Regions from separate parts of the Homo sapiens genome. Here all the other regions are linked to region 2. Evidence: chromatin loops called from intact Hi-C (ENCODE). Cell type or tissue: Caco-2. All regions are shown on one strand. Each heading gives the region's core, and the rest is flanking DNA. Links, peaks and the distances in the headings are about the cores only. Region 1 has its middle 66 kb from the start of ARHGAP18. Region 2 overlaps ARHGAP18 (Rho GTPase activating protein 18). Region 3 holds the start of L3MBTL3 (L3MBTL histone methyl-lysine binding protein 3).

Region 1 (8,395 bases), core at 131-8,130, 180 kb before region 2:
CATGCTGAGATAGCATGTAAGGAACTGGGTCTATAGAAAGATAAGCAATTGAAGTTATACACATACATAGAGAAGAGTAGACTAAAAATTATCTGTCCGTAGCACAGGTAGGTGATGAGGAAAACTTTTAGTCTTAGCCAGGGCTGTGGTTGAAAAAAATCAAGAAAGAAAAACATTTCTTATAAATTTATGATCATGAACCCAATTACACAGGTTTCAGGTTTGAATTTCCATCATCTCTGTAGTCTGGTAACTGTATACGTTAACATAAATTTTATTCTTGGATTAATTAGAATCCTGTGGTATGTCAAATCACATTACATAGGATTCACACTATAAAGTCCTGGGAAGATAAGTTTATAATCTACAATTCTAAAACACACAGGAAACAATGCACCACAAAAAGAGTCAGCAGAGAAAAAAAACGATATGATTAAACCCCAAGAATAACATCAAGAATAAGATTATCAGGCACAAACTATAAAATGATTATGTTTAAATAATTAAAGTAGTATAAACTAAATAAACAAGAATATGAGAAAGGTATAAATCACTATGAAAGTTACCAGGTAATTTTAAGAACAAAAAGAAATGGATTTGTAGAAAATAAATCTATAGTCACTAGAATTTTTAAAATATTGAATAGATTAAACATATGATTATATTTATAAATAGAACTAGTGAATTGGTAAATTGTACTGAGAAGATGAAAGCAACACAATATAAAAAATAGGTAATGTGAGAGAAAAATGAAAAGACATGAAAGACAGAATGAGAAAGTTCAACATACATATAACTGGTTTTACATAAGAAGACATTAGAGAAAATAGAAAAGAGGAAAATTTTATAAATGACATAAAATAGAAGTTTTCAGAATTTAATAAAGATAGAACCCAACATTCATAAGTCAAATCAAGTACTCAACAGGATAGCAAAACTACGTACACACTTAGATAAATGACTGACTATCAGAGAGAAGATGTTAAACAATGTGGCAAAATAATGACTTATAAACAGCATCAATACCAGTGAAAAGACAGTGAAATAATATATTCAAAATATTCAGAGAAAATAACTGAGAAACCAGATTTTATACCCAGATAAACTATCATTCAAATGTCAGGTCAAAATGAATGGCTATTAAGATAAAAAAAACATGAGAGAAATTACAAATGGAGCTGAGTGAATTATTAAGAAAGGTACTTCAGGGAGGAGAACATTAATTTCAGGAAGAAATGAGATGCAAGGAGTAGAAAAGAACTTTTTACATCTTGATAAATCTTAAAAACAAAAGATTAAAGGTATAAAATAATAATACATGTGATGACTGGTTTGCAGCTATAAAAACAAGGGAATATGAAAATGCTGCCACAATATTAATATGTAAGATGGGAGATGCATCAATAGAGTTCAATCATTCTTCAGAAGCATGAAAGAGAGTAATTAAAAAAATTATTAATATTTCTTTTTAAATTTACATAAAGTAAATTCACTCTATTTGTTATAAACTCTAAGTTTTAAAAATTATTATTTTATTTCTTAGAGACAGAGTCTCACTCTGTCACCACGAGTGCAGTGGTGTGATCACAGCTCACTGCAACCTCGAACACCTGGGCTCAAGCGATTCTCCCATCTCAGCCTCCCAAATAGCTGGGACTGCAGGCATGTGCTGCCACACCTGGCTTGCTGTACATTCTGAGTTTGGACAAATGCAGGTAGTCATGTAATCACACCAACATCAAGATACAGAACTTTTCATTGCCCCCCAGATTCCATTGTGACTCTTATGGTAGTCTGTCCCTCCCCTCATGCCTAACTGTAAACATCCACTGATTTAACAGATCACCATCTCTGTAGTTTTGTCTTTTCTGGAATGCCATATAAGTGGAATCATACAGAATGTACCCTTCTTAGTCTAGCTTATTTCACTTAACACGTGCAACTGAGATTTAGCCACTCTATTGAGTACATCAACACTTCAGTCTATTTGATTCCTGAATAGTGGGCTTTGTCCAGTTACTCTAGCATCTTGTCATCTCAGAGTTGGCATCTGTAGATGAACATTTACTTTAATTGGTTAGATTTTTGTGATACTTTTCATACATTTGTATTTTATCACAGGCATTTTGAATATTATATTGTGAGACTCGGTCCTGTTAAACTCCTGTGGAGAATGTTAACTGATGTCAGCAATCAGTCAATGTTCAGACTAAAAGTTCCATCTTAGACTATGGTTCCACTGTAAGTTCATTTCTCAAAGCTGTGCTATGCTGTATGAATCCACCCTGTGCATGGGCCAGTCTGTGAATTTGTCCCTGTTTTATATCATAGTTCCATTCCCAAAGCCTTTGCTGTGCTTCTTTGGGTATGTTCTGCACATGCAGAGATAAGCTATAAGTGGGGGCTTGTGTCAGATTTTTTTGTATAGTTAGAGAATTCTCTTGCCCAGCTCTCTCATTTCAGGGATTCCCCCACATTCTCAGACTCCTAAAGTTCCCTTTTCTCAATTCCTCTGGCCAGAAAAATGGTTCTGCTAAGCTTCTGCTATGATAATTACATGTTCAATTTCCATTTAATCTTTCAATCTATGTAGGGATTTAAACATATTTCCTAATATTGACCCAATTTTTCATTCATCCAATGAACTCCACTTGGTCATAATATTTTATACCAGTAATGCTTTGTTAAATTCTATATGTTACTATTTCCTTTATTATTTCTGCATGATATGATTTGAATTTTTATCCCTGCCCAAATCTCATATCTAATTGTAATCCCCAATTTTGGAGGAGGGGCCTGGTGGGAGGTGATTGGATCAAGGGGGTAGAGTTCCCCCTTGCTGTTCTTGTGATAGTGAGTTCTCATGAGAGCTGGGTGTTTAAAAGTGTGTAGCACCTCCCCCTTCACTCTCCTCCTCCTTCTTCAGCCTTGTTAGATGTGCCTGCTTCCCCTTTGCCTCCCACCATAATCATAAGTTTCCTGAGGCCTACCTCTAGCCATACTTCCTGTAAAGTCTGCAGAACTGTGTGAATCAATTAAATCTCTTTTCTTTATAAATTATATATTCTCAGATAGTTCTTTATAGCAATGTGAGAACAGACTAATACACTGCGCTAATAGTTTCTCTCTGTCTCAATTATCTTTGTCAGCTTTTGGTGTTTTCATTGCTAAGGTGATTTTGCAAATGAAGTTAGATGCTGTGATGATTAATTTTATGTGTCAGCTTGGCTAGGTTATGGTCCCCAGACATTCAGTCATCAATCTAGATTTTTCTTTTTAGATATGATTAACATTTAAACCAGTCATAGACTTTGAGTAAAACATATTACCTTTCTATAATGTGAGTGGGCCTCATCCAATCAGTTGAAGGCCTTAAGGAAAAAACACTAGCTGTGCACAGTGACTCACGCCTGTAATAGCACTTTGGGAAGCCAAGGTAGAAGGATCACTCAAGCCCAGGAGTTGGAGACAAGCCTGGGCAACATAGTGAGACCTCGTCTCTACAAAAAATAAGCAAAATTAGCTGTGTGTAGTGGTACACACCTGTGGTACCGGCTACTCGAGGGGGCTGAGGTGGGAGGTTCACTTGGGCCCAGGAGGTTTGAGGCTGTAGTGAGCCAAGATTGCGCCACTGCACTCCAGCCTGGGCCACAGAGCAAGACCCTATCTCAAAAAAGAAACAAAGAAAAACAACAACAACAACAACACTGAAGTCTCCCAAGGGAGAAGGAATTCTGCCTCCAAATTGAGATATTAGGTATGAGTCTCTGGCCTGCAAGCCTGCCCTGCAAAATTCAGACTTGTCATGCCCCACAATTGTGTGAGCCAATTCCTTAAAATAAATCTCCCTGTCTTTCTCTTTTATTCTTATTCTATCTACTTGAGGCATTTATTTGATGCTTGATATTGACTAAATAATTTCATCTCTCTATTCTTCAACTCCCAAACTCATTCAAGTAATTCAACCTTCAACATAAATTCAGTCCTTAAATCAAAATGTCGAAGAAACGGGTCTTGTTGATATATATTTAAGCACAATAAACTTTTGTTATATATTCCAGTAGTTTTTATTTTGTTTCATTTTTCCATGTTATTAAAGTTTGTGTGAAATGGACATCATTCAGCTTACTAGTATAACTGCTTTTTTCATTTTCACAGTACATTTCTGAGTAGAATGTACTGCTGCTCAATAAAGGAGAATTTTTTCCCCTAGAGATTTATGGAGGATTTCCAATCATTCAACCCTAACTGAAATTCCTAGTGACTGAAAAAAATCCCACTTTTAGAAAATAGTGACTCTACAGGTGTGCTATGTGTCAATCACCACTGCTGCCATTTTTCTTCTATGTACAAACAATGAAAACAACAGCTTCCCTTTATGCCATCTAATTTGTACAGACCTAGTGCTCTCAGACCAAGTGAATCTTTTAGCACAGGAAGCAATATTTATGTATTCAGTACAACATTTTCACAAATGTTTGGTAAATACATAATATGTGCCAGGAGCTGTGTTACACATGAAATATAAAAAGTATCCTCACTTTTGAAACACATATCACCTACTAATGGAAGAGACAAGTGAGAAAGAGAGCATTTTAATACAAAGTTGTGATTTTGACAAAAGGACTGTGTCAGTTATCAATTTATTACCTCTCAGCTCCAAATCCATTCTTTTATCGCCTGACACTGAAGAAGCATTCCTCTTGCCAGCAGGCATGATGCTAGGCATTGTCAGTAGAGGGCGCTAGAGGGACACTGCGGGAGGATGGGATGTCTCTTCCTGGTTCCGGTGTTTTTATTCCAGCATTCTTGCTTCTGCAGCGCTGGACTGGCATTCAGGACACCCAGTGGCGCTCACTTCCAGGGAGTTTCAGCAGCACCGCTGTAGAAGTCTTGCAGTGGTTCCAAAAGTGCTCCAGCAGGCTTTCCAGTAATGAATGAGATACAGCAGTACTTCCCAAGGCAGTTTCCAGGGGAGGGCTGCAGTCATCTTAGCAGGCTCTCCAGGCATCTCATTCTCCTAGCAGCAGCTTCTGGATGAGCTCTACAGTCACCCCAGCTAGCTTCACATCAGTATGTTCAGTGGCACACTGCTGCAGGTAGATTCTGGTGAGTTCTGTGGGTGCCCAGACAGTTCAACAAAACCTCTTGCAGGTGACTCTGGTTTTCTGGTGATTCCAGTCAGTACCCAGCCAGCTTCTTCGCAGCCAGTTCAACAGCAGCCCAGCAGGTAGCTCCCCACAAAATCTCATCAGCATCCCAGAAGGCAGTGTCCTGCCTACTAGCTTAGCCCATGAGCACCTCAGCAGGAGACTTGCAGCTTGTGATTATCAGCCTGCAGATTGTGGACCAGCTCTGGCCTGGGCAACCCAGTGAACTTCTCCACCATCCAGGGGACAGCAACCACACCAAAGAGCTCTGAGTCCCAGTGTTGGAGAGGGCCTCCTTCCTTGGGTAAACTCACTCAGTCTTGGGGTATTCTTGAATTTATCTTTATTCCCTTTTTGTAATTTTCTCTGTAAATAGTTAATGATTCTTTATATTAAGCATTCTCTTTTCAAATTACTGTGTGGTTTCTGTCTCGTTATTGGACCATTACTTATACAAGCACTATTTATTATATCTTAACCATAGATAAATTGATTGACCCTAAATTGATAGTACATAGAACATTACAAAGTATAATGAAGTGACAAAATACCTGTATTTATGTGCTTTTCCTCCTTGCTTAATAATGCATATTATACCTTAAATAATCACAGATTTTTCTAATCTCCTTTATTCCTCAGTGACCACTATTAATCTTCCTTTTATCTGAAAAAAATGTACCTGAAAGATCCACTTTCATGTCGCCTAAAAATGAATGTTGAAGAAATAGTAGAGTGTATCATACCAGTCTGAAATAATTTTCTCCAGCCCAAACTAAAGTGCATTATAAATTTAACTCCAAGTTTAATCATCCACTTGCCTTGGGGATTAAATTTGTGAAAAATTGGGTATTAATCAGCAAATGCTCTACTTCACTACTTCATCAATGCTGAAATTTCAAAATCAAACTTCTTTGTGGAGACACATTGATCTGTAGGAGAAGACAGGTGAGTATGACTGAATTAAACTTTTTAAAACTATTAATCATGGAACAATATCTTACATCTTATGAAAGCAAGTTCTCATTGACTTTAGGGGGTGTATTATTCCTATTCTTTTTTTAAGGAATTGCAAATATAGAGGTCTGAGGCAATATATTCCAGAATGCACTTCAGTAACACAGCAGCAGTCTACTGGAATCATACTATGGAAAACACACAGTGGGACAAAAAAATGAATCCAGGTCCTGCCCTTAAGGAGTTTATATCCAGCAGGGAAGAGATTCATGTAAATAACATGTAGAATTTAGGACAGGCTGAACGAGTAATAAATAAAGAGTATGGCAGCCATGAGCAAGTACCTTCCTACCCTCCAGCTGCAGGTAGTGTAAAGCTGCAGGGAGTATAAAGCTGCAGGGAGTGAACAAGGTCCCCTCATGACAGGCATCACAGCTTTTATACTGAAACCAAGCTTCCTGTAGCCTGCTCCCAGCCAACGACTGAGAGTGGCAGCCATACTAGGGCAGCCTGTTTCTGGAAGAAGCCAGACTCTTCTGAAGAAAGGCTGGCTTGAGGATTTACCACCACCCTTGCTGAACTTTCCTGATAACTATACTGCATCCAGCTTCTTTCCCTTTTCTCTCTTCTTCACTGCATTATAGTCTGATAGTTCCCCCAGCCTCCCTTGGCTGTCTTCATGTTCTCTCCCACACATTTCCTCAGACATCATTGCTGCAGTTTAATTCCATCCTGGCTGCTCTGGCTCCTGGAGGACCCAGATTTACACACACAAGTACAAGCAACATGTATGAATATATAAAAAGAAGCAATACTAATTTTGAAAATCTATCTCAGAGGGAAGTATCTTTTACTCTAGATCTTGAAGAGTTGAATTTCAGTAGGAGAAAATACAGGACAAGCAGGGGCCTGTGGGATAGCAAATGACATGGTGAGATCAAGCAGCCAAGCATGTCCAGAGTGTCAAGTGCATAGCAGAATATAATGGGAGACAAATTTTCCAAGACAGAAGGGGCCAGGAACAAACTCTCAAATGCTATACCACAAAATTTAGTTTATTCCTAATCATTTCAGCATTTTGAATAGGAAAGAAAAAAATGCATATCTCAGACAAGAGGCTTTGTGACTGTAAGTAGAAAACCCAATTCAAGTGGTTCTAAGCAGATTCTATTGGCTCACAATCCAACAAATCAAGAGATGAGGTAGGCATTTGGGTGGGTAGATCAATTTAATGGTATCACCAGTAGCCCTTTTTTAAATCTCTGCTCTTCACTTTGTACAATGTTGACTTCTTTTCAAGGTGTAAAGATGGTTTCTAGTAGTGTTAGGGGCTGTACACTTCCTTGTTTAAATGTAAGACATAAGAGGGAATCTCAGAAATCCACTAAAGAAAAGGGAAGAAGCTTTCTGAAGCCTGCCACAAACTTTCCTGGCCTTTTCATCAGTTAAAATTGGTTTACATACCCATTCCTTAACCAATGAATGGCAAGAGTTTGGCGTTGCTATTAGATCAATGAGAATCAGACTAGTGAACTTTTCCAGGAGCAAATGGACTGTTTGGGGATATGAACAGATAAAGACTCTTAATTTGGGATCTATTAGAAGAAAAGCCAACTCTCTCAAGACAATCAACAATGTCCACTGTGTCAGCTGAAGAATGATGAGGTTTGTAAATTTAGAAAGGAGAGCTTTAGTTTTCATAAAGGGCTGTAGCCTGCAGGTGGCCATTCTGACAGGCTGGGAAGTGTAGCCTCTGGTCAGGAGCTGGAGACAAATACTTGAGGGAGGGGCAAAGGGAAAAGGAGTTTATGCTGGGTGGGGTGAGCAAATATATTCAATATAAATATATTCAATAAACCATAGGAGTCACGAATACTTATGAAAGGAGAAGAATGTGCATATCCAGTTGAGCTTCATGCCTCTTCATGGGTCCCATCTACAAAAAATGGCAGCATTAGCGTGATCCGAGCGTAGAGTTTCTGGCCCTCTGATGTCAAAAGGTGAAGCAGAGAACATCAAAACCCTCATCGTGCATCCTCTGTAGACTGGCCAGACCACTCTATAGATGGTTGTCTCTTATCAGGAAGACATGCTAGTCTGTTGTTTTGTGGAAACCACAAAGGGCAGCTCCAGGCATTTGGCTGATATCAGTGGTAGAGTCTTTTGAGAGGGCTGGCTTCTTTTTCACCCTTAGGGATGAAAGCCTAATGGCAGTTAGTGAGGGAGGGGATATAACAAGGTGTCTGACCTCCCATCCCATCATGGCTGGAAACTCAGTTTTCAAGGTTTCT
Region 2 (8,395 bases), core at 217-8,216:
ACTAAGTAATTGTGCTGGTACTCAAACCTGGCTTTTCAGAGAGTGAACCCGGTGATTGATACCACCAGGCCAGTGATAAAGTAAATATTTTTTGAAACAGGAGAAGTTCTCATGAGTGTATAAAGAAAATGTGATAGATACACACAGACACACACACATACACACATACACCATGTAATACTACTCAGCCATAAGACAGCATGAAATAATGGCCTCTGCAACAACTTGGATGGAACCGGAAGCCATTATTCTAAGTGAAGTAAAGCAGGAATGAGAAACCAAATATTGCATGTTCTCACTTATAAGTAGGAGCTAAGCTATGAGGATGCAAAGGCATAAGAATGATACACTGGACTTTTGGAACTCGGTGGAAGCGTAGGAGAAGGGTGAGAGATAAAAGACTGCATATTGGGTAGCTTATACACTGCCCAGGTGACAGGCACACCAAAATCTTAGAAATCACCGCAAAAGAACTTACCCATGTAAGCAAAAACCACCTATATCCCAAAAACTATTGAAATTATATATATATATATATAAAGGGGAAATTCTGAAGGTTCAGATAGAAAATTCTGCAGTTCCTTCAGCAAGGGCTGGGCTAACATCTCGTTAATTTTATGTCAACTCTCTCTCTTATTCTCTAGTATTCTGATAGTAGTATTTTGAGTAACGTTATTACATATGCACACCACAATTAAAACGGTTTATTACCTAATGTCTGTAATTTATGCTCATAAAGAAAGAGATACACTGGTCCCTGAACAATTATTCTGGTCTCTGTGGAACAAAATTAAATATTTTTTCCAAACTTCAATTAATCTTTTGTCCTCATTTGAGAACATGTTGTTTTATATAACTTTATGCTTGGATTACAATTTAACTTCCTGAGCACTGTACTAGAAATTAGATACATAAATCTCATTGTTAGATATTAAAGCTCTGTCCTTAATTTGTTTCAAAGTTTCAAGGTCTATATAGCAGTTATACTTGATTCAAAAGCAACCTGTTAGCACTTACAGGAATTTTTTTTTCCAGAAATTCTTTGGAAGATAGATACTTTTTTTCCTTTTTCCATTTTAGTATAGTATATTTGGCCTTTTTAGGGTAGGGATTTTAGGCTAACTCTGAAAAAATGATTCTTTTAATAGTTAAGAATTTAGAAACAAAAGCCAGATAGACCTGTAATTAAATTCTTTCTCAGGATTTGTTAGCTGTATGACCACCAGGAAGTTACTTACATTCTCCAAACATTGTTTTCTGATCTGTAAAATGGAGGTAATTACAGCATCTGTCTCCAAGTTAGGATTAAGTAATCTCTATCGTGCTTCATAAACTGCCTCATTCATAGAGAACATTGAATACCTGTGCAGTTATAGTTACTGTTGTTCTAGAACAAAAGAAGAAGGCAAAAGAAAAATCTGAAGCCTTAAGTCATGTTAGAGTAGGGTGACCTCAGCTGCATTTGCCTTTTGGAGAAGGTAGTTTCAGAGGACAATGAGTGTCTGCAATAGGGGTGGGTGTACGTGGCATCAAGCTGAGCATAACCTAACCTGTTCTGATGAAAAGTTTCTTTTCATTCATTTTAAAAAAAATTCTCAGCTGGGTATGGTGGCTTACACCTGTGTAATCCTAGCACTTTGGAAGGATGAGGTGGAAGTGTTTCTTGAACTCAAGAGTTCAAGACCAGCCTGGGCAACATTGCGAGAATTTGCCTCTATGAAAAATCAAAAAAATTAGCCAGGCATGGTGGCATGCACCTGTGGTCCCAGCTACTCTGGAGACTGAGGCAGGAGGATCACTTGAGCCGAGGAGTTTGAGGCTGTAGTGAGCTATGATCTCTCACTGCACACCAGCCTGGGCAACAGAGTGAGACCTGGTCTCAAAAAAAAAAAAAAGAAAGATTCTCTTTGGTCTTTCCTCATTTCCCCGCTTTCTCTATCACAATATTCCCTCACCTCTCTTTTCTTTTCTCTTTTCTTTTCTCTTTTCTTCTCTCTTTTCTCTCTTCTCTCTTTTCTCTTTTCTCTTTTCTCTCTTCTCTTCTCTTCTCTTTTCCTTTTTTGAGAGAGGGTTTCTCTCTGTTGCCTAGGCTGGACTCAGACTCCTAAGCTCAGATGATCCTCCCACCGATCTGGGACTACAGGTGTACACCACCATGCCCAGTGCCTGGGACTACAGGTATGCACCACCATACCCAGTGCCTGGCTCATTCTTTATAAGTTCCACATCAGCCAGATATTGATTGCCTTAAAGAAATGAGACTGAAGTTGAATGACCCTTTTTGAGGGAATTTTTAAAAATCTCTACATAGGAAAGTACAGCATTTCCTGAAATAAGCAAATGTTTGTATGATGTTTTACATTACTTTTCAGCTCTCCATGACTCCCATAGGCCAGAGGTCTGACACTTCCCCACTCCTCTCTCTGCTCCCTAGTTCAGCTATGTGCCATCTCTGCTTCATTCCCCAGCACCATGGTCCTTAGTAGAAGCAAATTTCCATCTCAGGGAGCATCAACCAAATGGAGAAGCTTTGGTAACAGGGCCTGCTGGATGTGATTAGTTGACTGTGCTTATACACAACTTGTTTTTTCAATGAAATAAAAATTGCATATGCTACAGTGCTTTAATCTTTTATCTTCATATATGACACAAATCTCAAAGAGTCATTTCTGTTTCAGGCCCTTCTTGAATTTCTCCAAAGAGTAATAGATAATAAAGAAAAAAATAAAATGACAGTCATGAATGTAGCAATGGTCATGGCCCCGAATCTCTTTATGTGTCATGCATTGGGATTGAAGTCCAGTGAACAGCGAGAATTTGTAATGGCAGCTGGGACAGCAAATACCATGCACTTATTGATTAAGTACCAAAAACTTCTGTGGACAGTAAGTATATATCATATGCTTTGGTCTTAGTAGTTTAAAAAACAAATTGCATGTTTGTTATTAGCTTTATTAATTTACATTTAAAATTTGTGAGTGCAGAAAATATTAAAAACATTTTATTCATATAGGTAAGGAGGGCCCTGTGAATTTCTGTTTTAAAATTATGTCAAAACATGCCTTGTAAGAAGTACTTTTTATTTACTTCTGCCTATTTTCCCATTTCTCAGTGTTTAGGCCTGCTGTATTTTTAAAAGCCCATGCTATCTTGGTTTCAGATTATTCAGTTCTTTTTCATAGACCCTTTATTGAAAGGGATGCATGCATTTTGTACCCTTATTAACTGAGAACATCTTCAAAAATGGTTTCCTCTGTTTTACACTTATTTTGAGCTTGTTTTGACAGCTTATCAGAGGATGGAAGTGGATGAGAGGCTTCGTTGATTAGGTGCTCATTTTCCAATGAAATTTATAATTTTTCAGGAGGCATCTTATAAGCATTTAGGAAAAAATGACCTAAAGGAATTCCAAGCAAAATTATAATATTGAATATTTCAATCTCTTATTTGAGGAGCTTCCAAACATTAATTTGTTAAAAAGACAGAGTGATGATATTTAGATCCTGAAGTCTTTATTTTTATAATCCATAAAAAGACAACTGATGTAGATGATTTCAAATGTGTTTTTTTAATAAAAAATTAATGTCCATTTATTAAATCTCAATGTTTGAAATGTCAAAATTATTTCATGGTTACATTTTGATACCTTAAAATATTTTGTTTTTGCTAATGTGATTTCTTAGGATAAATTTGTTCTGGATTTTTGCTAGCTACCTATCAGCTCTTGTTTCTTGGGGAGTTCTTTCTCTCATGACAGCAGCGGCTAGCTGGTTATTAGAAGGGGACTTGAGGTTAGCTAGCAGGGCTGTAGGTAGGAGGCTGCAAAAGGAAAGACCTACGGAGGTGGCTTCTACTGCTCGTCACCTCAGGGGGTCTCCAGTCTGGCATAGAAAACGGCCACTATGTCCTTGAACTTCACAAAGCCTCTTTTGGAACCTTCCACAGTGGGTGGCAAATTATACCACGTGGATGCCCTGTACACCTGGTAAGTGAATAATATGAAGTATTTTCTTTTCACAGATTTAATGAATAGTGCATGTAAAATGGCAGTCTTATCAAAAAGAGAAACTCTTTACTGTTTTTGAAATTTAAAAAAATATAATTTTTTTTTGTAGTTTAAAATGGTGGCATTTCTTTTTCCTCTCTAAGCTTAATTCCTTTTCTCTATAGATTCCCAAGTTTATTGTAAACCAAGTGAGGAAGCAAAACACGGAAAATCATAAAAAGGATAAAAGAGCCATGAAGAAATTGCTGAAGAAAATGGCTTATGACCGAGAAAAATATGAAAAGCAAGATAAGAGTACAAATGATGTAAGAAAATAGTGGAGATATGTATTTATTCAGATCTTAAGTATTTTTTTAATACCAAAATTTTTTATTTAATGTTTTCATAGTATGACTTTCTGCCACTTATTAGGCTGTGGTGCTACTTGTAAGTGAAAGACATCAGTAACTGTCTTCCTACTACTGCTGCTAATGATCAGTATTGACAGTTGGTCAGGTGTTGGTGACTCAGCATGTGAGTTGTTAATGGGGAACAAAGGAAGATATCAAGACAAGACTGAACACACACACACACACACACCCCTACACCCCTACCCCTACCTCTACCTCTCGTGCGGAGACTCTAGTCGCCTACTGAATATATAATCTATAGTGAGTAAATAACATCATGTGAACCACTGACATTTTTTTCTAAATTTTTCTCATCTGTAGAATGGGGAAAAATAACTAATCCAGATGGACAAATAGGTTAATGTTTGTGTTGTGCCTAGGATTATTCCTGGACTTTAATAAGTATTTGAAGGTTCTCAATTTGATCAGAAGAATTTTGAGAGCTAAATTGGAAAGAAAAAAATTAAGATGTTTCAAAAAAGAAATACCTAAATATCTGTATTTATAAACTACTGTAAGAGTATATTAAGAACTGGGTTTACAATAATAAAATATACATGGATATACATTTATGAAGTAAGTTACCAAAGCTGTAGCGTAAGTTCATGAAATGAAAGGGTTTCTATTGTTCTATTTAAGTGAATCCACCTCCTCCCTACTACCACCACCATTGAAGTTGTTCAGTTACATGCTGACATCTTGTGGAATAATGTGAAAATGCAGTTATCTGCCTTTGTCTGAATTTTCGGTTTTGGCCTGCTTATGGATCCAGTAATCATAAAAACGAAGTTTTTCTCTTAGATTTATTTATAGCTCTCACTCTTAAAAAATGATACTTTCTTGGCATTGTAAAACATTTTAAATCAAGTTTTAAATATCTTTAAAAACATAAAGAGAAGTTGTAAATATGCTTATTTTTTTAGAAAGGCCTTGATATTATCCTAAAGGCTTTTAGAAAGCCTTTTTTTTTGGCATTTGGTTAACTTTAGAATGTTCTGTTACCTCTAAGACCATTGTAAATATGTGAATTAAGTCTGTTTTGTAGCCCTTCTTATTCATATTAAGTGACTTTATAGTCTTGTCTTTTTATAGGGCATTTAGCTGTGATATTCTGAAGCTCAGGATCTACTTAAGGAAACATTTGGGGTGTACCTTTTAAATAATATTTAGAAAAACTGAAACGTTTACTTTTTGGAAATGGAATATTTTAGTAATTTTGTCATTTATGGAAAAAAAAGCATTAACTTCTTTAGTTTGCACTTTGGCATAGTTAGACATGATCTGGTCTGAGAATGATCTCTGTACTATTTAAAAACTGTATTGTCATTTTAAAGCTTGGGATTTAAATATCAGTTTCATCACATATTAGCTGTAACTTTACCTCTTTGAGTTTTTTTTTTTCTTTCCTTATGTGAAATTCAGTTACTCATCAACAAAATGCTATTGCCACCTTGGTGCTAGGCCCCCACTTTATGTTAGGTGTTCCCAGGGAGTCAGGGAGCTGGGTGCTCACCCTCGAGGAGCCAGGAGAAGGCATATAGAAGGGATGTAGCTCAGAGGTATGTGATTGAAGCCTGACCAGGGTACCGTAATCTACAAAACAGGAAGTAAGCATGAGAGAGGCTTCACTGGGGAGTCAAGCTGAGATGTGAAAAATAAATCAGTGTTGTTCAGGTGTCACTAGAGAAGAGCCATCTAACCTGCAGTGGAAGCTTTCTGACATCACAGCCCATGGTGGAGGTCTGTTTGGCCTGTCATTTTGGTAGAAAAATTCTCATCTCCAGCCTGGCCAAGACAGTGGAACCTCATCTCTGCTAAAAATATAAAAATTGGCTGGACGTGGTAGCACACACCTGTAGTCCAGCTACTTGAGAAGCTAAGGCAGGAGAATCGCTTGAACCTGGGAGGCAGTGAGCCAAGATTGCGCCACTGCACTCCAGTTTGGGTGACAGAGTGAGACTTCATCTCAAAAAAAAAAAAAAATTCTAATCAATAGCCAAAATTTAAAAAAAAAATTATGCCATTTTATTAGGGAGAGTAAATAGACACACAAAGCAATTACAGAACAAGTAGAGGTGCAAGCTAAGTTCAAATACTGTGGATATGTGGTAAGTTACTAAGTAACAAGAGTTTTTTGCATGTTGCTTCCAACTGGCAACTGCCAGAATTCTAAAGCTAAAACATTTAATGTGAAAGTTTGAACCACCGTCTTAATGACAAATGGATGTTGGGGCATCCCTCATCTTCTGGCAGTAAGAGGCCTGCTTTCCATCAGGGTAGCAATTCCCTGGATTTGAGTAGGAGCCGTTCCTTTTGCATGGAACATGGACCATCTACTTTGCTGTAAGCCATGCCCCCTCCTTCATTCTGTCTGGTTGCTGTAGTTTCTTGACTCTCCTCCAAATCATTTAAATATGCAATATGAAACTATAGGGCATGAAATTGCCTGGGGGTAGCTTTTGTCATTTGTTAAACAGTTACTTGATATGTGCCTACTGTGTGCCAGGAATTACTGGGTACTTGAAATATAAATTATTGGACAAAACATACAAAGATCACTGCTCTTCCAGAGCTTAAATTCTAAAAATAAAAGTAAATCTAGGAAGTAATTCATATAATGTGTTAGTATGTGATTTATCCTCCAAAAGTAATAAAAACAACAGAACAAGGGGAATTGGGAAGGAGATCCCCTGGCACTATTAAGTTGAGATGGTCTGGATATTATTCATTTAAGCAAAGACAAGAAGAAGGGCAGGGAGTTGAGTTGTGTGTATATCTCAGGAAACTCAGTCCAGGCAGAAAGAATAGTCTGTGAAAAAACCTTAAGACAGGAACTTACCTTAAGGAGTGAGTGTAGCTGGAGTGAAGCCAGCAGAGGGAACGGTAGTGTGAAATGAGGTCAGAGGGGCAATGGGGCAAGATTGCATAGGGCCTTGTAGATAGACCATCATTAGAAATTTGGATTTACTCTGAGTGAAATGGGGGTTTGAAGCAAAGGCTTGAAAATCTATACTATGTTTTAAAATGATTCCTTAGGCTGTTGTGTTGAGAATAGACTAAAAGGGAGCAAAGAAAAATAGGGAGATCATTTGGGAGGTTCTTGTAATCCAGGTAAGAGATAATGGTGGTTCAGACCAGGGTATCAGCATCGGAAAGTGGAGAAATGGTTGGATTCTGGATTTTGTTTTGAAGTTAGAGCCATTGAGATTTCCTGATGGAAATCATGTAGGAGAACAAAAGAGGTCAAAAATGACTCTGATTTTTGGCCTGAGAAATTGGAAGGATGGTATTGCTTTCAATTTCATGATTTCAATTTAGGACATATTGAGTATGATGTCTATTGGACATTTAAGTGGGGATATTTGAAATGTTTGGAGAGAAAATCAGGTCATACTAACTGGCCACTTAGGTGCATAGAGAGACAGGGGCAGAGGGAAAGCAGGAGTGAGCCTTAAGAGAGATTGATAGCAAAGTTTCTATTCTGTGCATGACAGGGAACTGCTGAAAGGTGAAGGAAAGATTTGAGGGAGTGTAAGATTGGAGGGTAGGTAGGAGATGGTAGGTAATTTCCTTGTTGATGGGAGTATATAAATTGGTAGAGTTCTTCCAGAGAACAGCAGCATGTGGCAAAGTCCTGAAAGCCATGCTCTTCACTGGACTCAGATATTCCTCCAAAGAGAGTAATAGCATGAACATGCAAATATTTATGGTTAAGTTCATTGCCATTTTCTTACACTGACCAAAATTAGAGATAATCCAAAAGAACAGAGGTGGCTAGTTAAATACATTATGGCATATCTATACAGCGAAATACCATGAAAGTGTACAAATGTGTATCTTGACATTGAAGAGATTCGTAATATGTTACTATGTGATAAAAGAAGTTACGAGTCAGTGAATGGTGTAGTGCTATATTTTTAGGGGGTAATAGCTATGATTTTAATGCTTTGCAGAGGTCAGACACAATGCTAAACATTTTACAAATATTGTCTCGTAATAT
Region 3 (8,395 bases), core at 130-8,129, 420 kb before region 2:
CAGTTTATGAGGAAAGTTCCCTCATCCAAGATCACCCAACTTAACTTTACTCAAGTTCCTCTCAAAGATCCTTGTTCATTCCTCCAAACTATCTTGTCTCCCAAATGGGAATTTTCTAAAGGTCTTTCCCAATTTTACTTCATAAATCAAGCTTAGTTATATATCAAGGATACCCTTTCTTGGTGCTTCTTTTCATCCACCCACTGCATAGCTGCCACAGTCAATACAAATCCGTTCATCATTTCCCACTATTGACTTACATCCACAACCACCAATGAAATAATTTAATACAGTAAAGAGATAATCTGAGAATATTCCTGTTAGATAATGAAGCCCTTTAGAAAATATATCTTCCATGGATCCGCTGAACTTCAAGATGTCACATATAAATGTGCACCCATATGAACATATAAATAGTTCTCTCTAAAGACACTATCTTTACCTATACTATAAGCATTCCCAAATCCTTGTGAGGAACAAATCCCTCAATAGTGGCAAGTGGTAACAGTGGAAGATAGTGTAGATCTTCACCAGAAAGTTACCTTGTGAACACACTGGTCAAAGAAAGAATCGCCTCAATCCATCTTGCTAGACTCTTGCTAGACATTCCTTGACTGTGGGTGAAGGGCTTCTTACTCATTTCTGAAGGCGAAGCACTAAAAAAGGAATGCATTATATTGTGCCATGTGTATTGGATGATATGCCATGGTCCTGCATCAGTTAGCCCAGAAATCCATGTTTCCTGGTTCAACAGCTCCAAAGAGTGCTAGAGCCCTCATCCTTTCCTAATGGTACCATGTGCAACTGTTATACTATTATTAGAAGAGCTCATTATGTCTAGTCCCAGAGTAAGGATCTCTAGAACTCCTCAAGAGCAAGGATCTCGTCTTTTAAGTGTTCAACACCATAAGAGCTCAGAAAAAAACTGGTTAAGTAACTAGTAGAAACAATACCGCAGGGATCACTCAAGTTATCCATCCTTGGGATGCCAACGGTACATCCCACCCACCACATAAAGTAAGTTCTCTCATAAATTCCCCATCCTAACTGCACTACTATAAACAGCATTGGCTGAAATATGGAATTCTTAAAAATAAACTACCAACCCAGTCAAAATTCTTTAAGAATCAACTCTCAATTACTCAGGGACTAATTAAACAGGACATATACTTCTTTTTTCCACTCCTATTGGGTTTTTGGATTCTTAGAACATTGATTGGATAATCTCCAAAGAGTGGAGATGAAGTAAAACTAAAACCTGTCAGGGTTTATTTTGTCAGGTTCAGTAGCATCAAATCAAAAATAATAATAGATAGTACTTACAATTTTTTTAATCTAGATTTTACATAGTTGGCTATAATTAGATTGCAGCCAAAGAGGTCTAGAAAACAAGGAGGAAAAGCCCTACTTGGACATTTCCTAAATTCAGTCATTCGGAGGACTCATGTTCTGGCCCCTATAGTTAGTTTAAATCATTACTACTCCAGTTACCTATTTTCTCATCCTCATCTCCCAGCAGACTCATGCAACTAAAATATTAATTACAGTACATTAATTCCCCTCACACCAACCCTTCTACTTTCATCACCCTACCATTTTCACAATTAGGCATCATTTTAAAGTATTTCTTTCATTTACTCCTTCTACTTATTAAATGACTAGTTTGGGATAAATAAATTTCCGGTTTTGTATTCCGCACCATGTTAGAGCATGGTCTCTTCCCTCAAAGAGCCAATAGTATACAAGGGAAACTACTTTTTTCTCAAGACAAGATATACTCCTAGAAATATTCCGAGAAGTCCATACAATACACACATCAGAAACCAATCTAAAAGTTTTAGCCAAGTGTTAAATCACTATATTCTGACTTAGACAATCTACCTCCAGCCCTTCATAAAGCTGGACGAAGGTAAAATGATATGACCACTATACATCTGAATAACTCTTTATGGTTCTCAAAATCTGATTTTATTTGATTCTTTTAACAAAAGATGCAAGGCAAGTATTGCTGTTCCCGCTCTGTAGATGAGGAAATGGAGGCTGAAGGAGGTAGAGTGACATATACAAGGTGATATATCTAGTTATTACATTTAGTCTTCTGATTCCTATTCTAGCATTCTATCCACAGACACAGTGACTCCGCAGACAAAGAAAAATAAGCAGTGTCTTCAACTCAGCACATTTAAACATGAAATTCACCATCTTAGGAAACTGATTTTACTCTTCTTGAACCCTAGTTGTCTGCAGGACCTTCCTATAGCTGTTCTTGCCCCATTGTCTCTGCTGCATATCCACATGGACCAGATCTACTTATTTTGCTAATTATACAATTCAAAATGATCCACAAGCAGCAAATGACAATAAACTCCTGTTAATCATTTTTATATCAATAATTAGTCATTTTGATTTCTAGATTACACCTGGCCCAATGAAGGTTGTTAGTTCTGCTCTAAAAAGGTAGGCTAATTTTGGTTTTCTTTTGTTTTTGCCAAACAAGATTTAGCGACCCCTTTATTACTCAAGACAGAGAGGGCAGGAAAACAGGCAGAAAAGGAGAGGGGAAGATTAAAGGAAGAAAAAAAAAGGTATAAACAGTAGAAAGCACTGGAGTAGCAAAAATGTACTGAAATGTTCTACCTTCAGAGATGGCTGTCCCCTCTGCCTGAGAATGACCTTTGCCCTAAAAGAAGGACCTGGAGTATTGGAAAGAAGCCAACACCCTCCAAAATTACTAAAGAGATCTTAGTAGACAACAGCTGTATTCCCTGTGGAAGTATGTTCAAAAGTTGACAAGTCTAAGCTAACACACTGAAACTCACTCATAACCCTGCAACATGGCACTTGGCACAAGTCAGCCCATCTTGGATTTAAGCCATAGAAGTTATGTGACAAATACCCCCAAAGCACCCAATGTAAATTTCATTCACAAAATTTTACCACTGGCCCCCCAAGACATTTAGAGTTCCAGAATCTTCCATATCACTGTATAACAATGTAACACTTATATTAATTTACAATCATTTTATTCCAGTTTTTCCACTTTTTCAACTCCAAAGAATAAAACATTTACTTTCAGTAGAAAACAGGTGCTAAAATGCTAATTAAGAATCTAGTAAGTAAGGCAATACAAAGATTATCCAGGACAATCTCCTAACTTCCTAATGTTTCATCCAAACTACAATTACATTTAGTGTCAATACATTCATGCATTCAAAGCAGCCCCACAAAATGATGTTTTTCTGCCAACCCAGTCTCATACTCTCCTTCCTGATCTCCAAATGCAGCTTTTTAACATTTGCAGGTATGTCAAGCAATTTATTTCAACAAGTGGGTCTTACCTTTCGGCGGTGATGAAACACAGAACTCTCTGGCGATCTTCACAATTGCTGTCCACTCTCAAGATTTCTCCTAAGGGTTCTAGCATTGGTTTAAAGAGAGGGAAGGTAAAATCAAAACACTGTCATCAAAAAGAAACCTTCAAATCCACCATCCCCAGTTAAGAAGCTTACATTCTGAATCACTTAGGCATAATTTTACACCATGCCACTCGGTAAATTAAAATAAAATAAGCTGGTTCTAGATGAGTTGAAATGGATTTTAATCATTCGTATCATTCCCATGTCCTAAATTCACCCAATAACGTCTCTCCTGTTGTATATGACAGGCAGGTGAAAGTTACAAGGATCATTTGAGTCAACTTTAATTTCCCTCACTGCTTTTATCTTTAAAATTAAAGATATTTTACAGAAAACACACTGGAAAAAGAATAGATATTACATAAAATTTTTGCCCATGTATTTAAGGACTTTAAATCACAAATTATACAAGTATTCAGAAATAATTTCGTACTCAGTGAAACAAAATTACAGTCTTAGAACCAAAAGGGACTACTTACTCGGACTATACATAACTATACAGCTAAGAAACTATATAAAATTGCCTTACACTTATCAGACAGTAAAATGAACAGCTCATATAAAAGACAAATCTCAACTAAAGGTCTTTTCCATTTCTTCAAAGTTTTAAACACATTTCAACTTAGCAGTTTTCTTAACATTCAAAATAAAGTCATCAGCTGAGACTCGTTAATTAAAAATTGATCAGAGGTACAGACACCGATAAATGCAAAAGCAAACAATTGTTTCCAATTCAGGGAGCGATCAATCTCAAATCTCTGAATAAAAGCAAAGTGTCTTTCCCATATAACTCATGTCGGATGGAAGTTACAGGGTCTGAGTCCTCAGAATTCATTGCTTCGATTTACTAAACTTTCAATTTCTGATCAGCATCCTTTCACACAACATCTGGCTGCTCGCTCAGGTCCTCTAATTACTTCCACGTCTGAACGGACTACGTAGCTACGAGTAAAGGCCAAACTTTGCTCTCGGCCTTCCGAACTTAAAAGACGCGTTCAACCACTAGAGGTCTCCCCTTGGCCAGTTTTGCACGTTCGCTATTTTGCTGCACTTGAAACTTTCCGGAGAAATGCTCTCTACTCGAGTCAGTGTTTTTCTAAAAACTTGCGCAAAAATCCACGCGACCGAGATAGCCAGCATAGAGCCTCTCGGACTCCCTAAACCAATAAAGACATCACAAACAACGCTCTAGGAAAACCAAAAGGAGAACTGGACGCACTCGCCCCGGCCGCGCCCCCCCACCCCAAATTCTTATTTCTCATCTCAGTTTCCCCTAACCTAACAATTAAAAATCTATTTTTGTTTCTGTGCACTCTGAATGATCTCGAATGCATTTTTCTGGCGGTGGCCCCGAGGTGGAGAAGCGGGCCAAGGGATGCGAGGCGTTGGGGGTGGGGGCGGTGAGGGGGAGGGCCGTGCTCACAGCGCCCGAGGAAGTTGCCTAAGGAAAGGGACTCCGTTTTTCGGGTCCCCTCAAAAAATCGGCGGGGAGGGGGAGGAAAAGGAAGCGGGGTGGTGGCAGCAGGGGGACTCAGAAGGGAAACCGAAGCAACGTTTACCTCCGTCTCCCGTGGAAGGGTGGGGTAGAGCCGCGGTCCCCGCGCCCTGGAAAGCGGCTAGTTACCCCCACCTCCCTCTGAGCGCGACGGACAGACCGACGCCCCCAGCCCTCCGCGGGGACCCGGGAGGAACACGCCCGCTTTTAAACTTTCTCTCACGGTCGCGCTGCGGGCTGTGCTTTGACCGGGACTGGGGGAGGGGGGAATCGCAGGGCCTTTTTTTCTTTAAAGGTAATTAAAGTTTTACCACCAGTCCAAAAGTTGCGCCCTCCCCCCGCCCGTGCCACCGTGCCCTCCTCCCCTTCCAGGGCTCTCAAGTTTTTCTCCCCGCCCGGCGGCCCCCACACTCCACCAGCTCGCGGGGCGCGCGGCGGATGCCTCGGCTCCTGCGCTTCCCGATCCCCACCCCCGCCGGCCTCTACTTCCCCCCGCCCCGCCGCCGCGGCGCGAGGACGGCCCGCGGGGCCCAGGACGCGAGTGTGCAAAGCCCATTATTCCGGAACCGCACACACACGCGGCGCGAGGCGGGCGGTGGCCCCGGCGCCGGCCCCGGCCCCGACCCCTCTTTTCCTCCCCAGAATAAGGCAGGCGTAAACAAGTTGCAGGAAAAGCAGCCCCGCGCCGCCCCCACCCTCCCCCCACAAGCCCGCCGCCCCGGCGCGGCCGCCGCCGCCGCGACCGCCGCCGCCGCCTCCCGACACACGCCCGCGCCCGCGCCCGCACCCGGGCCGGCGCGGCGCGGCACGGCGCGGGGCGAACGCCGCGACGGCGCGGGCTCCCGGCCCGGCCCGCGGCCCGCGCCCTCTCCCGCGCGGACGGCCGCCGCGGGCCCGCGCCGCCTCGCTTCCCAAAGCACTTTCCTGCCTCGGGCAGAAATAAACCGGAGGGTTTATTTTTGTGCAACTTTCCCAAAATGGCGGAAATTGGAGCTGATCTATATGAAATTCTCACACACTCGGTTGGGAAGAGGGAGGCGGCGAGGAAGCCACGCAAACTCTCGGCCGCCGAGCCCCGCCGCGGGTCCGTGTGTGTGCGTGCGTGTGAGTGTGCGTGTGCGCGGTGGGAGTCGGGCAGGCCTTTCCGCCGCGCACACACACAGCACACGCCGGGGAGACGCGCCTGCACATTCAACCAGTCCATTCTCCGCAGCCCGAAAGGGGAGAAAGTGGCCCGGCCTCTTTTCCCACTGCCTCGGTCTCCCGTACTTGTACTTCTCGCGCTCGCCCGCCCGCTCGCTCGCTCTCCGGTGCGCGCCCGGCACAAAGGCCACACGGGCGGAGGGGGCCGCAGGGGCGGCGCGCGGGGCTCGCGCCTCCCGCCGCACCGATCCGCGGCCCCGGCCGCCCCCGCGCCCCCCGCCGGCGCCCCCCGCCTCGGCGGCCGCGCTCGCCGCCTGGGCTGCGGCTCCGCGGCGCCCACCCGGACACGCACCCCGGTGGAGCCCGGCGCCGCCGCGCTCCCCCACCCCGCGCCCGGTGTCACGAAAGCGACCAAAGTGACAAGCTCGGGGGGCGCGGGGGAGGGGGCCACACGCATCCCGCCGCCTGCGCGCCAGCCTGAGCCCAACGCGGCCGCCTCGCCCCGGCTCCCTTCCGCACGGCCCCCCACACCCTTCCCCGTGTGCGCGCAAAGAAAAAAATACAAGTCTCTCCTCCCCCCATTTTTTCCTTTCTCTTTTCTCTCTCTTTTGTTCCTCTTTCACACTCGCACTCACTACTTCAGAGTGAGATGCCCAGAGACTCCCCCTCCAGCCGTTTCCGAGTCACTTGCCCACTTTTTTCCCCGGGATTAAGTTTTCTCCTCTTTCCCAGAGGCGCAGAGAAGTGGGGGAGAAACCCCTTCTGTCCCTCCCCTCCCCTGATCTGTTTCACAAGACGAGGGTGCGCTTCCTTCCCTCTATAGGGCTCTTAACTTTCATCCTCACCCAGAAAAATAAATGAATGGCTTTTGCACGGACAAATCTTCAGATTAATTAGAGATTAGATCCGATCAACCGCTTCTTACCCCCAAATTTTCTCTTTTTTTTTTCTCCGTCTCACGAGTAGTCCTGACAAATGGTCCAGGGCTGCGGGCGCAATGCGCATGTGCGCGTAGAGTCAGGGCTGGGGAGAGGGGAAACTGCGCTGGTGCCGGTGCCGCCGCCGCCGCCGCCGCTGCCGGGGAGGCTCGCTCTGGCTTCCCTGTTACTGCTGCTGCGCCTTCGCCGCTGGAAAGCAGCAATAAAGCCGGGTGGCAAATGCAGCTGCCCGCAGATCCTGTTTCAGGTGCATCTTTTCAATAGCCCGGTCACCGCCTCAGAGCTGGTTCAAGAACAGTCCAAACAAATAGGAAACACTGCTAAGGTTCCAGATTTCTTTGTCTATTTTTCACTTTACTTTTTTTAAAGGCAATTCTCAGAGCAGCGAATCCACCATGTGCTGTGAAATGTATGCATTCAGCCATTAAAGAGTGGGCCTTAGTCTTGCACAAACACTGCCCAAAGGCTAAATACATGCTACAGGTCATGAAAAGTAACAAAGTTGTAAGCTTTGGGAGAGTACAATCTCCCTCTCTTTGATGGCTGGAACAATGCATAATAAAGAAAGTGTGCATATAAAACTTGTGCCTTCTTTCCGCTTCCTAAGTGCGGATCTTTATTGACAGCTCCAACATGTTAGGCCTCTGTCGAGTAATAGGCTGAGATTCCTACAGTAACTTAGAACACTGTGAAAGTCCCTTGGCAATAAGCAGGTCCAGGACTACCCTCTTAAGGTATTCAGTCAAGATGGCTGAGCGGTCCTAAATGGCAAAACCTGTCTTTGTTAAAGCGTCAAAACTAGATCAAGAGAGTATTACATTTCAGTATTGACAGCTTTCGGCGCATTGACTGCGGGCCGCCGTTTGGACAGCTTCACTGGTCTTTTCCACTTAATAGGAGTACTTACAAAATAATTCGAGTAATTAAAGTTTTGATAAACATTTTGATGTCAATAGCAGAGTTTGCTGTGTGAAAAAAAAAAGCATGTGTGATTTTAGGAATGAGGGAAGCATGTCTTAGATTTTGCGGGGGGGGGGAGGTAAAAGGAAGTTCCCATCCCCAGAGTAGACTATTTTGCATCTAATAAAGGGTAAAGGAGGCCCTTTTCTGAAACTGCTGCCTGAGGCCTAGAATTTAAATATATCACAGATGGAAGTTCTATATTAAAAATCCTTCTCCAGTGTAGGGAATATTATTCTTGATTGAATTTTTTCACTTAAGGAATGTTTCTTGAACCAGTTTCAGAACATAAACTCTTAAATTCTTTCCTTAGGACCATGAAATTACCCTATAGAAGCAGACCACCCGATATATCTAATGTTGGTGTAGTGACCAAATTCTCCAAACCAAAAATCAGGCCATATGCCTTAACATGTACTCCAGAACAAACGGACAAATCCTGT

What was found. Hi-C counts contacts between places; a loop is a spot of excess contacts. Peaks named below come from ENCODE experiments on the same cell type or tissue, not always from the same donor. Only the 100,000 strongest peaks of a DNase experiment are listed, where the experiment ranks them.
Region 1: a loop joins it to region 2, with 13 times the contacts of the local background. A loop is called at or near these places in 12 of 110 quality-filtered maps.
Region 3: it touches region 2 in a loop (10-fold over the local background); 82 of 110 quality-filtered maps call a loop at or near these places.

Annotation. Positions count from the first base shown.
Region 1 is chr6:129,771,667-129,780,061 of GRCh38, reverse strand. No RefSeq gene overlaps it. Among named protein-coding and RNA genes, the nearest start is that of ARHGAP18, 66 kb to the right of the region's middle. In Caco-2, for the core only: a CTCF peak has its summit at 4,744 (motif pointing right); a DNase peak (open chromatin) is centred at 4,761.
Region 2 is chr6:129,595,132-129,603,526 of GRCh38, reverse strand. ARHGAP18 (Rho GTPase activating protein 18) reads left to right here. Exons shown (of 15, transcript NM_033515.3): 11 at 2,679-2,885; 12 at 4,171-4,311. Among named protein-coding and RNA genes, the nearest start is that of ARHGAP18, 110 kb to the left of the region's middle. RefSeq lists an enhancer at 4,369-4,663. In Caco-2, for the core only: a CTCF peak has its summit at 5,091 (motif pointing left); no DNase peak of the experiment used is centred there.
Region 3 is chr6:130,017,249-130,025,643 of GRCh38, reverse strand. L3MBTL3 (L3MBTL histone methyl-lysine binding protein 3) reads right to left here and starts at 7,063. Exons shown (of 23, transcript NM_032438.4): 1 at 6,980-7,063; 2 at 3,339-3,417. RefSeq lists an enhancer at 4,724-4,783 and silencers at 5,144-5,213, 5,264-5,503, 6,454-6,583. In Caco-2, for the core only: a CTCF peak has its summit at 4,440 (motif pointing right); DNase peaks (open chromatin) are centred at 4,423 and 7,083; H3K4me3 peaks cover 2,980 bases.